2 separate regions of the Homo sapiens genome follow, and region 1 is linked to region 2. Evidence: read pairs that join two places in POLR2A ChIA-PET (ENCODE). Cell type or tissue: endothelial cell of umbilical vein. All regions are shown on one strand. Each heading gives the region's core, and the rest is flanking DNA. Links, peaks and the distances in the headings are about the cores only. Region 1 has its middle 84 kb from the start of ZDHHC17. Region 2 overlaps ZDHHC17 (zDHHC palmitoyltransferase 17).

The links. Peaks named below come from ENCODE experiments on the same cell type or tissue, not always from the same donor. Only the 100,000 strongest peaks of a DNase experiment are listed, where the experiment ranks them.
Region 1: POLR2A ChIA-PET joins it to region 2 with 7 read pairs; 10 of 35 experiments call an interaction of 5 or more read pairs at or near these places.

What each region holds. Positions count from the first base shown.
Region 1 is chr12:76,677,291-76,682,673 of GRCh38, reverse strand. No RefSeq gene overlaps it. Among named protein-coding and RNA genes, the nearest start is that of ZDHHC17, 84 kb to the left of the region's middle. In endothelial cell of umbilical vein, for the core only: no CTCF peak of the experiment used is centred there; a DNase peak (open chromatin) is centred at 2,683.
Region 2 is chr12:76,768,339-76,773,721 of GRCh38, reverse strand. All of the region lies in intron 1 of ZDHHC17 (zDHHC palmitoyltransferase 17), which reads right to left. Among named protein-coding and RNA genes, the nearest start is that of ZDHHC17, 6.9 kb to the right of the region's middle. In endothelial cell of umbilical vein, for the core only: no CTCF peak of the experiment used is centred there; no DNase peak of the experiment used is centred there.

The DNA.
Region 1 (5,383 bases), core at 267-5,266, 91 kb after region 2:
ACAACATGGTAAAACCCCGTTTCTACCAAAAACACAAAAAAATTAGCCAGGCATAGTGGTGTGCGTCTGTGGTCCCAGCTACTTGGGAGGCTGAGGCAGGAGGATCGCTTGAGCCCAGTAGGTGGAGGTTGCAGTGAGCCTAGGTCACACCACTGCACTCCAGCTAGGGCAACACAGTAAGACACTGTCTCAAAAAAAAAAATTAATTTTGTTCCCCTTTTTTGGGGAAATGTAGGACAAAAGACTCTTTCAGTCGCCACTGGTTGGAATTTATCGAAAGAGTTGAAGGCCAAAGATTTATATTTGTATGACTGTGTTGGTGTCTTTAAAATTAAAGCTGAATCCACAGTCTTGTACCTTGTGTGAAAAGAACAGATGGATGACAGTTATCGCAGAAAGGGAAAATCCAGGGGTTAGCAATTGTGACTATTTCTCCAGCACTGAACACAGAAGAGCACGCCATCCTAGATATATCAGGCCTGCTTAATTTAATGTAATAATTCAGTATTGAAAATATGTGACTCTCTCCCTTTGTTCTGAGCAATCCTCTCTGGTTTTCCACATAGGTTTGCTACCCTAAAGCACATCTCATTCTCAGCTGGAGCTGTCCATCAGAATTACCTGGGGAGCTTTTAAAAAATAATAACACTGGAGCCTCTCCCAGGGCCAACGGAGCCAGAATCTCTGAGGGTGGGGTGTGGCATAGGTATTTTTAAAAAGCTCCCTGAGTGGTTCTAAAATGCAGCCAGGGTTGAAAACCTGTGGTCTAAAGAAGACAATGTGCTAACCAGATTTCCCTATTCCAAATCCTTCAATGGAAGAAAATCCAAATCCTTACCATAAGCTTCAAGGTCGTATACGATCTGCGCCCTGTCTACCACTCTGTGGCCACCACCTATCACATTCCCGTTACCCCCTATATTCTAGCCCTGTTGGTTGTATTAGTTACCTATTGCTGCATAAGAAATTACTCCTCAACTTACAGGCTAAAAGCAACAAACACTTATTCTCTCACAGTTTCTATAGGCCAGGAATCTAGGCCCAGTTTAGGCAGTGCCTCTGGCTCGAAGTCTCTCACAAGGCTGCAGACCAGGAGTTGACCATGACTGCAGTCTCATCTGAAGGCCCAACAGGGGGAGGACTCACTTCCAAGCTCACTTAAGTGGACCTTTTTTCCATATGGCCGTTGGACTGAACGCCTCAGCTCCCTCTTGCTGGCTGTAGGCCAGAGGCCTCCCTCAGTTCCTTGCCGTGTGGACCACTCCACAGGATGGCTTGTGGCAGCTTGCTTCATCAGAGTAAGTGTGTCTGGGGTCCCCAGGACCACCCCCACATTAAGAAATGAGCTAGAAGGACTCATAGGACTCCTCATAAGTTGCACTCACACTAGGATTTATTAAAGCAGTATAGTAAAGATAAACAGCCAGATTACAAAGGAAGCAGGCCCCAGCAGAGTCTGCACGGATCCATTTGCAGGCTCCCTTATGCTCTCACATTCCACAAGAGCTCACACAGATCACATTCTTCTCCCAGCAACAAAAATGCAGAAATGTTTGTGTGATGCTTCTGTCCAAAGAAGCCTATTAAAACTCAGCAACCAAAGGTCTTGTCATAGGCTAGTCACACAAGCACCCTGTGCCTCACTCATGCCAAAATTCCAGATTTCTGGGAAGAAAGCGGGTATTCAGCATAAGCCATATTGTTTGCACAAACAGTCTAGGCATAGTGAGCCTCCCTCATCATTTAGGGAGAGTTATATTAGCATAGGGACCTATTTACCTGTCAAGTTCCCAGATGCCAGCCAATGGCCAACCTTACAAGCTGGCATTTCTAAGGATAGCAGTCTCGGTTCTGCTATGTTAATCTTTTTCTGCACAGCAAGAGAACAAGAGAGAAAAAAAAATGCTCAAGACAGAAGCCAACATTTTTAACCTAACATTGGCAGTGACATTTCATCACCTCTACAGCATTCTATTCATTGGAGGCTAGTGACTAAATCCAGTCCACACCCTAGGGGAGGGAGTTTCACTCTCCCAGAGTTCATTGGGAGTCATTTTAGAGGCTGCCTACCACACTGGTCTACTTTTTTTTTTTTTTTTTTTTTTTAGATGGAGTCTTGCTCTGTCACCCAGGCTGGAGTGCAGTGGCGCGATCTCGGCTCACTGCAACTTCTGCTTCCTGGGTTCAAGTGATTCTCGTGCCTCAGCCTCCCCAGTAGCTGGGATTACAGGCATGTGCCACCATGCCTGGCTAATTTTTGTATTTTTCGTAGCGACAGGATTTCATCATGTTGGCCAGGCTGGTCTCGAACTCCTGGCCACAAGTGATCGCCCACCTTGGCTTCTCAAAGTGTTGGGATTACAAGCGTGAGCCACCGCATCTGGCCACTGGCCTACTTTTTATTCTTCAACACCTCCCCAACCCCCAAATTATTTCTGCGCTTTAGAGCCTTTGCATGTAATATTTTCCCTACCTGCTACAGTCTCCTCCACTTCATTCAGGTTTCAGCTTAAATGTAACCTTCTGAGGGGCATATTCCCTGGTTATCCGATTTAAAATAGTACACACTTCTTCCCAACAATTTTCATCACCTTATCCTGCTATATTTTTCTTTATGACAGTTACCATTATCTACAATTAAATATTTCTTTGTTGACACAGCTGTGCAAATTGCATGACAGCAGCAATCTTATCTGTTTTGTTCACTGTTTATACAATTACATAGTAGTAGCTGACACATATTAAACACTTATCAAAATCAAGTTATTAAATGAGTAAGTGAGCAGCATTCCAGAACACCCCAAAGTTATATTTCTTAGCAAAAATAACTATATCTTATACATCTGTCTCTTCTGAGTTTGCTTAGTCTGAGTCTATGTCCAAGAGAGTGATGTGATCACCTTTGGCTAAAGTGTAATATTAAGTTTCTAGGGTTATAGATCTGAAAACCAATCCTGGACCAAACTACCTCACTGAGATAATGCCAACTTAGAGGTCTGCCTAAGAGGTCTGCCAGCCATGCTCCTGAGATGGCACTTCTATATCATCAATTACCTCTCCATGTACTTCCTCCACAAATATTTACTAAGGGTCCACCTGTGTCAGGCTCTATGCCAGCAAATAATTCATTTGCGAAAAAGACAATCTTTGCTTTCAAGAATGTTACAGTCTAGGAAATAATCTTATATTAATTAAGGTATAATTCAGAATATAAATAGATTTCAAAGAGATGAACCAATAAAGACAAGATTAAATATAGCTCTTAAATTTGGATCAAATTCACTAAAATTTATTATAAAATTTGACATTTTACAGGTGAAGTTAGGAATATGTTGTTATAAATACTGCTACTAATAGCCACACTTACTGAGTATTCTCTGTTAGTCACTGTGCTGGGAGCACAGGTGTAAAATCCAAATCAACCAGAGTTCTTGGTTCCAGCAACCGAAGCTAACTCCAGCTGACTACACTGTAGAAGAGCTTAATCAATGCTCGTAGACTTGCTTGGGCAGCCTGGAGAAACAGGCTTTTGGCTGAATTTCCAGGAGTAATGCCACAGAACTGGGCCAATGAGGAAACTACCATCACTGTCACCAAGCACTAGATGGTACACCTTGCACTGATGCCACTTCTGCACCAAGAACCAGTTTTAATGCAGTTAATGCTGCCCACACTGATGTTACTTCTGTACCAAGAACGCAACTGGTCGCCACTGCTGCAACCACCCCTGCTGCCTTTAGAGAGTGCTCCCAGATCCTTCCCTCCTATGCCATTAGTTCCTGCATCATAATTTGGTTTTATTACAGCTGAATGATGAAGCCCAAGGTTACATGGATCTGTCCTCATTGCAAGGAAAATAAAGTACCCAAGAAAATAAGTATTAAGCACTTTCAACATCTACAAAGTAGAAGGATCTTTGTCCCATCCATTACCCATAAATGGGGAATTCTATAACACAGAAAGAGTTTAGATGCTGAGAAGCCTAAAGAAATGGTACTATCTTTTTCAGTCTCCACAACAACTCTGGACACAGGAATTATCTTCCAAAAATCAAAATTTAGGAAATTCCTTACCCAAGAGTGGCAGTGTTAGTACTCAAACTCAGCCATGTTTGTCTCCAAAGCCATATTCTTGACTAGAATTTTATACTCCTACTTCTCTAGAGGAGTAGTTGTTTCCTGGAAATATTTTTTTTTTTAAATGAGACTAGTTTTCTTTACATAAATAGAATATTCCATTGGCAATTCTAAATGAAATCATCTCTAAAGCCTGATACTTATTAGCAATAAAAATTCTCAAACATACGTTATCTTCTTGTATGTGATGATAATGTTACTGGCAAAAAAAACACAGTACATATTTCTTTGCAATTAATTTCTAGTAGTGGTGACAAGATTTGAACTGGATTGTATACACAGAATTACCCAGACTTGTTGTGGCAAAAGGCGTTTGCAAAACAAATAATGGGCCGGGCATGGTGGCTCATGCTGTAATCCCAGCACTTTGGAAGGCCAAGGTGGGCAGATAACCTGAGGTCTGGATTTCTAGACCAGCCTAGCCAACATGGCAAAACCCCGTCTCTACTAAAAACACAAAAATTAGCCACGCATGGTGGCGTGTGCCTGTAATCCCAGCTACTTGGGAGGCTGAGGCAGGAGAATCGCTTGAACCTGGGAGGTGGAGGTTGCAGTGAGCCAAGACCATGCCACAGCACTCCAGTCCGGGTAACAGAGGGAGACTCTGTCTCAGAAAAACAAAAACAAAAACAAATAATAATGTTACCCTAACTGCCATGATTACAATGTAACCATGATTTGTGACCAAGGAGCATCTCTAAATTTAACTGACCCACATTGCAACTGAGCATACAGCTTAACATTATCCTTTAAGTAACTGAGTTTACCAGCTGATGCCATCTAAGAACAGAATCCTCTGGTAGCCATTTGTGCACTCAAGCACTTTTTGAAGTGCTCTTCATCTCCTTTGTGTACCAGGCACTAGGTTGCATTAGGGATTCAGAGGCAAATAACCTATAGAAGAACTTAAGTCCAGGAAGGGGAGAGGTCAGCCTGGATAGTCTCCGTGCCTGAGCCCGGGCCTCTTCATATCTTGCCCAATCTAGTAGTTCATACACTTCTTTCCTGGACTACTGCTGACCTTTCTTCAAAGAGCAGTCACATGAATAAACTTTTAAAGATTTAAGTAGAGGCCGGGCGTGGTGGCTCCCGCCTGTAATTCCAGCACTTTGGGAGGCCGAGGCGGGTGGATCATGAGGTCGGGAGATCGAGACCATCCCGGCTAACATGGTGAAACCCCGTCTCTACTAAAAATACAAAAAAAAATTAGCCGGGCGTGGTGGCGGGCGCTTGTAGTCCCAGATACC
Region 2 (5,383 bases), core at 93-5,092:
ATAAATTGTATTTTGACCTATTCATGTATACAGCAAAGTACATATAAGGATTATGGGCTTGGGAGTCAGAGTTTAGGTTCTAATATAAACTATGCCAACTTTCTAATGATGTGAACCTGAGTAAACTACTTCACCTCTCTTGAATCTGTTTCCTAATCTGTAAACAGCTCAACATATACACTTTGCAGAACTACTGTGAAAAGTAAATGAACAAAACTTGGAAGCAATAAGACGTCCTTCAGTGGGTGAATGGATTTGATACACCCAGAAAATAAAATATTATTCAGCACTAAAAAGAAACGAGCTATGAAGCCATGAAAAGACATGGAGGAACTTTAAATGAATATTACTAAGTCAAAGAAGCCAATCCAAAAGGCAACATACTGCATGATTCCAACTATAAGATACTCTGGAAAAAACAAAACTAAAGAGACAGTAAAAAAAATCAGGGATTGGTGGGAAGGACATATGAACAGGCAGAACAAAGATTTTTAAGGCCATGGAACTATTCTACATGACAACATAATGGCGGACACACATTACTCTTACAAGTGTTAAGAACCTCGCCGGGTGCAGTGGCTGACACCTGTAAGCCCAGTACTTTGAGACGTCGAGGCAGACAGATCACCTGAGGTCAGGAGTTCAAGACCAGCCTGGCCAACATGGTGAAATCCCGTCTCTACTAAAAATACAAAAAATGAGCAGGGCGTGGTGGCACGTGCTTGTAGAGGTACTCGGGAGGGAGGCTGAGGCAGGAGAATTGCTTGAACCCAGGAGGCGAAGTTGCAGTGAGCCAAGAATCACGCCATTGCACTCCAGCCTGGGCAACAAGAGCAAAACTCCATCCCTCTCCCAAAGAAACAAAAACAAGCGTTAAGGCCGGGCGCGGTGGCTCACGCCTGTAATCCCAGCACTTTGGGAGGCCGAGGCGGGTGGATCACGAGGTCAGGAGATTGAGACCATCCTGGGTAACATAGTGAAACCCTGTCTCTACTAAAAAAAAAAAAAAAAATACAAAAGTTAGCTGGGCATGGTGGCACGTGCTTGTAATCCCAGCTACTCAGGAGGCTGAGGCAGAAGAACTGCTTGAACCTGGGAGGCAGAGGTTGTAGTGAGCTGAGATTGTATCACTGCACTCCAGCCTGGCGACAAAGCTAGACTCCGTCTCAAAAAAAAAAAAAAAAAACAAGTGTTAAGAACCATAGAATACACAACACGAAGAGTGAGCCCTAATGTAAACTATGGCCTTTGGGTGATAATGATGCATCAATGTAGGTTCATCTACCATAACAAGTGTACCACGCTAGTGTAGAATGTCCATACTGAGGGAGGTTATGCATGTGTACAGGCAGGGAGCATATGGGAACTCTTCGTACTTTCTGCTCAATTTTGCTACCAATATAAAACTGCTCTTAAAAAATTAAGTCTGTTCAAAAAATTCAAAAACAAAACACAAATGAGACCATTTGTAACCACAGCTAGCTAGTGCCTAGCAAATCCAACTCTATCATCTCTATCATACTGTATTGTGCTATAAAAACAGGCAACCTGGATTACTACTTAACCTCTCTATACCTCTGTTTCCTCATTTGTAAAATAGGTATAAAAAGCTGTGAGGATTAAATGAATGAATATACATGCAAAATTGTTTAGGATAGTGCCTAGCTCATACTTATAATTTGCTGGCATCTATGTCCCGGCTACATGGAAGAAAGAAGCTGGTCTGCATTTGGAGAAAATGAAGCTGAAAGGGAGAGAGGAGGAGAGATAAGAGAGTTTTGGTGGCATTCTCAGCTCAGGTTCCAGTTGTGTTTGATTTCAACTGCATCCTTGCATCCTGAGTTTAGGTTATCTGAGACAGTAAATTCCCCTTTTTGCCCAACTATGTTTCAGACAAGATTGTTGACATCTGCAACAAGAGGATCCTTACACAACAAGAAACTTCTGTCTTCAACTCAAAGAACTTTTTTTTTTTTCATGAGAATAGGGATAGTTTTGGTAACCACCAGTTTTGTTCATACCTCATTAAATCCTTCAAAAATTAATGAGTATTCATAATTGAAAAATTATTCTTAAAAACTAAACAAGGGTAGGGTATACTAACATCTCAATCAGAAGTAATTTTTCACTTCATTTTTTTCTAGAATACAACAACTGATAAAAATGCAAGCCATCTGACATATATACACAAAAAATGTCTCAGGTACTGTTAATGTTATAATCTTCATATCCCTAACAGTATCACCGATAATCAGAAAGATGATCCTAGGACACTATAATGTTCTAATTTATCAAAGAAAGATTCTATTATGTTTAGTATGTATTAACCCTAGAAAATAATTTGGCAAATTTGCAACAGGAATTGAAACAAAAACAAAAAAGTATTGTTTAATTCTCTGTAACTCAGGATACTAAGTTCACAGTATCTCATTCACAGAAGGCTGAAGTTTCACTGTACTTTCAAATTAGCTGCCTGTGGCTCCACTTTAAGAAAATTTTAAAAGAAGATATTTTATCCTAGGTCTAAATAATTATTCCACTGGGTCAAATTTTATGTATTTTATAAATATAATATTGTCTTGAATCATTATTTTTCAAATTCCAAAATTAAAATATTTGATTTTACTCTTAAATTATCCATCTGTAATAAAATCTATTCATAAAATAATACTATAATCAGATAATGCGCTGAAAGAGAATTTTACATAACCTTAATAGTGAAACATCTTTTCGGATTATGTAATTGTTGTGGGTTCTGTTAAAAGCAAACTGCATTTTTTTTTTTTTTTTTTTTTGAGATGGAGTTTTGCTCATTGCCCAGGCAGGATGGCACGATCTTAGCTCACAACCTCTGCCTCCCAGGTTCAAGCGATTCTCCTGCCTCAGCCTCCCGAGTAGCTGGGATTACAGGCATGCACCCCCATGCCCGGCTAATTTTTTATTTTTAGTAGAGACGGGGTTTCTCCATGTTGGTCAGGCTGGTCTCGAACTCCCGACCTCAGGAGATCTGCCAGCCTCAGCCTCCCAAAGTGCCGCAATTACAGGCGTAAGCCACCAAGCCCGGCCAGCACACTGCATTTTAAGACACCTTAACTGTTCAATGCTGACTACCTTAACATACCCTTACAACCCTCTCTAGGAGGAAAGGAGGACCACGAATCATTTCTAATTTTAAAAAATACACACAGACACACTCTCCCTCATCTATCCTGAGGTATCTGAAGGTCTACAGTTAATCTTACATCATTTTACAATGTGTTATTTTGTAAATGTTATTACTTCGGAGCCTAGCAAAGGGTCAAGACCATACTTGGATTCTCAATAAACACTCCCTTGTAGCAAAGCACACGTCTTTAAAAACATCAAATAGGGCAAAAGGGCTTATAATAAGAAGTCCTCTGCCCATCTTCTCTTCAATCCCCAGAGACAACCAATACTAATTATTTTAGCCACTCTAATATATGCATACTACAATTGTTTATCAATTTGAGGTACTACTTTTTACCACAATATTAATAGCCAACACTTATTGTTGTTTACTAAGTGCCAGACACAGAACTTCACATGTATTATCTCACTTAATCCTCACAACAGCCTCATAAAGTAGGTGTTATTATACCCCCATTTTAGTTTGGAAAATTGGGATGCAGAGTTCAATAACGTGCCCAGGATTGCAAGCTAGTGAGCAGAATTGAGATTTGAATCCTAACACCATTGCTCACTTTTAACCTATATACTCTTATATCCACCAACTCCACAGTCCACTCTTAATAAATACTTTTGAGATCCTCCCAAATTAAATAAAAATAATGAACAAAATAAAACAAGCCGAATCAGGAAAATGACATTTCTCAAAACCAGAACAATTTTTTGGTCAGTAATTTTCAACTCTGGCTTTGAGCACAATCCATGAAGTCTCACCAATTAATCACATTTTAATTTTATATCTATTGACTCAGTGATTACTAAGCTTAATAGTAATGCTCAGTGGTTACTGGGCTTAACAGTGGTCACTATACTAAGCATAGTAGTTACTAAGCTTAATATATAGTATTTTAAAATATACATTATTTTAAAATCTAGATTATTATTATATGACCTATAACATTTTTGCTGAATTTTTTAAAAGGCATCAAATCCTAGTGACTGCATAAAGAAGTGCTTTGAAGGAAAAGAGTTGCAGGTAACCTATGGGAAGAAAAACAACTTTCAAAGTCATTTTGTATCTGCTTTCTGAAAGCAAATGAATTACCTTATATGTGTACAAATACATATATATACACACACACATATAATATATACATAATAGGGCAAAAAGTAATAGAAAATGGCAAAATTCTTTTCACTAAAGAACAGCTTCATGGCCGAGCATGGTGGCTCATGCCTGTAACCCCAGCAGTTTGGGAGGCCGAGGCGGGTGGATCACCTGAGGTCAGGCGTTCCAGACCAGCCTGGCCAACATGGTGAAACCCCATCTCTACTAGAAATACAAAAAATTAGCCACGTGTGGTGGCAGGCACCTGTAATCCCAGCTACTCGGGAGGCTGATGCAGGAGAATCGCTTGAACGCAGGAGGCTGAGGTTGCAGTAAGCCGAGATCACGTCATTGCACTTCAGCCTGGGCAACAAGAGCGCAACTCCATCTCAAACTAAAGCAAAAAACCAAAAGCTTCAAAAAGTAGATTTTATGAAATCTGTGAGGACAGTAGATAATAGCAATAGTTTGATTTAATATTCAAACAGAAATCATCAGAAATAATAAAATGAATGTGAAATAAAAAACGTTACCATAAAAAGAGAGACGAAAATGAGAAAAAAAGGCAATAGCAGAAGTTTTGAAATAGAGAAAAAAGGAAGAAAGAAAGAGATGAAAGCCCTAGATAATCTAGGCAATCCAGTTCAAAGCTCTGAGTCAGATGGTTCTGAAATAGCCCCTGTGATACTGTGGCAGAAGGGGATATTGTGATCTCATTCTATCAAAGAGCTGAGATGACTTACTGAGGATGTACTAGTAGGTAAAATGGAAGCTGGTCATGGCTAGTCTGCTGGACCAGTAGACCAACATATGGTCTCTGTCCCTCTACGGAAGCCTTTCTTCTAACCACTCTAAATGACAGGAATCTGACACCACTTACAAGCTACATTACTTAATTCAGTACTTATTTGAATCGTCCAGTGTTTCACGTGCCTACAACTTCCCAACTAGTTATTTACCTTCTGGAAAACATATGCTATCTTTTTTATGTTATTTTAACCCATATAACCTAACACAATGCTACGTACCTAGTAGACAGATGCTCAAGTTGATTATATTGAAAAATCACAATTTAAAACCAGAACACTTGAGTCTGAAGAAATCTTAGAGGTCATCTAGTCTAGCTAC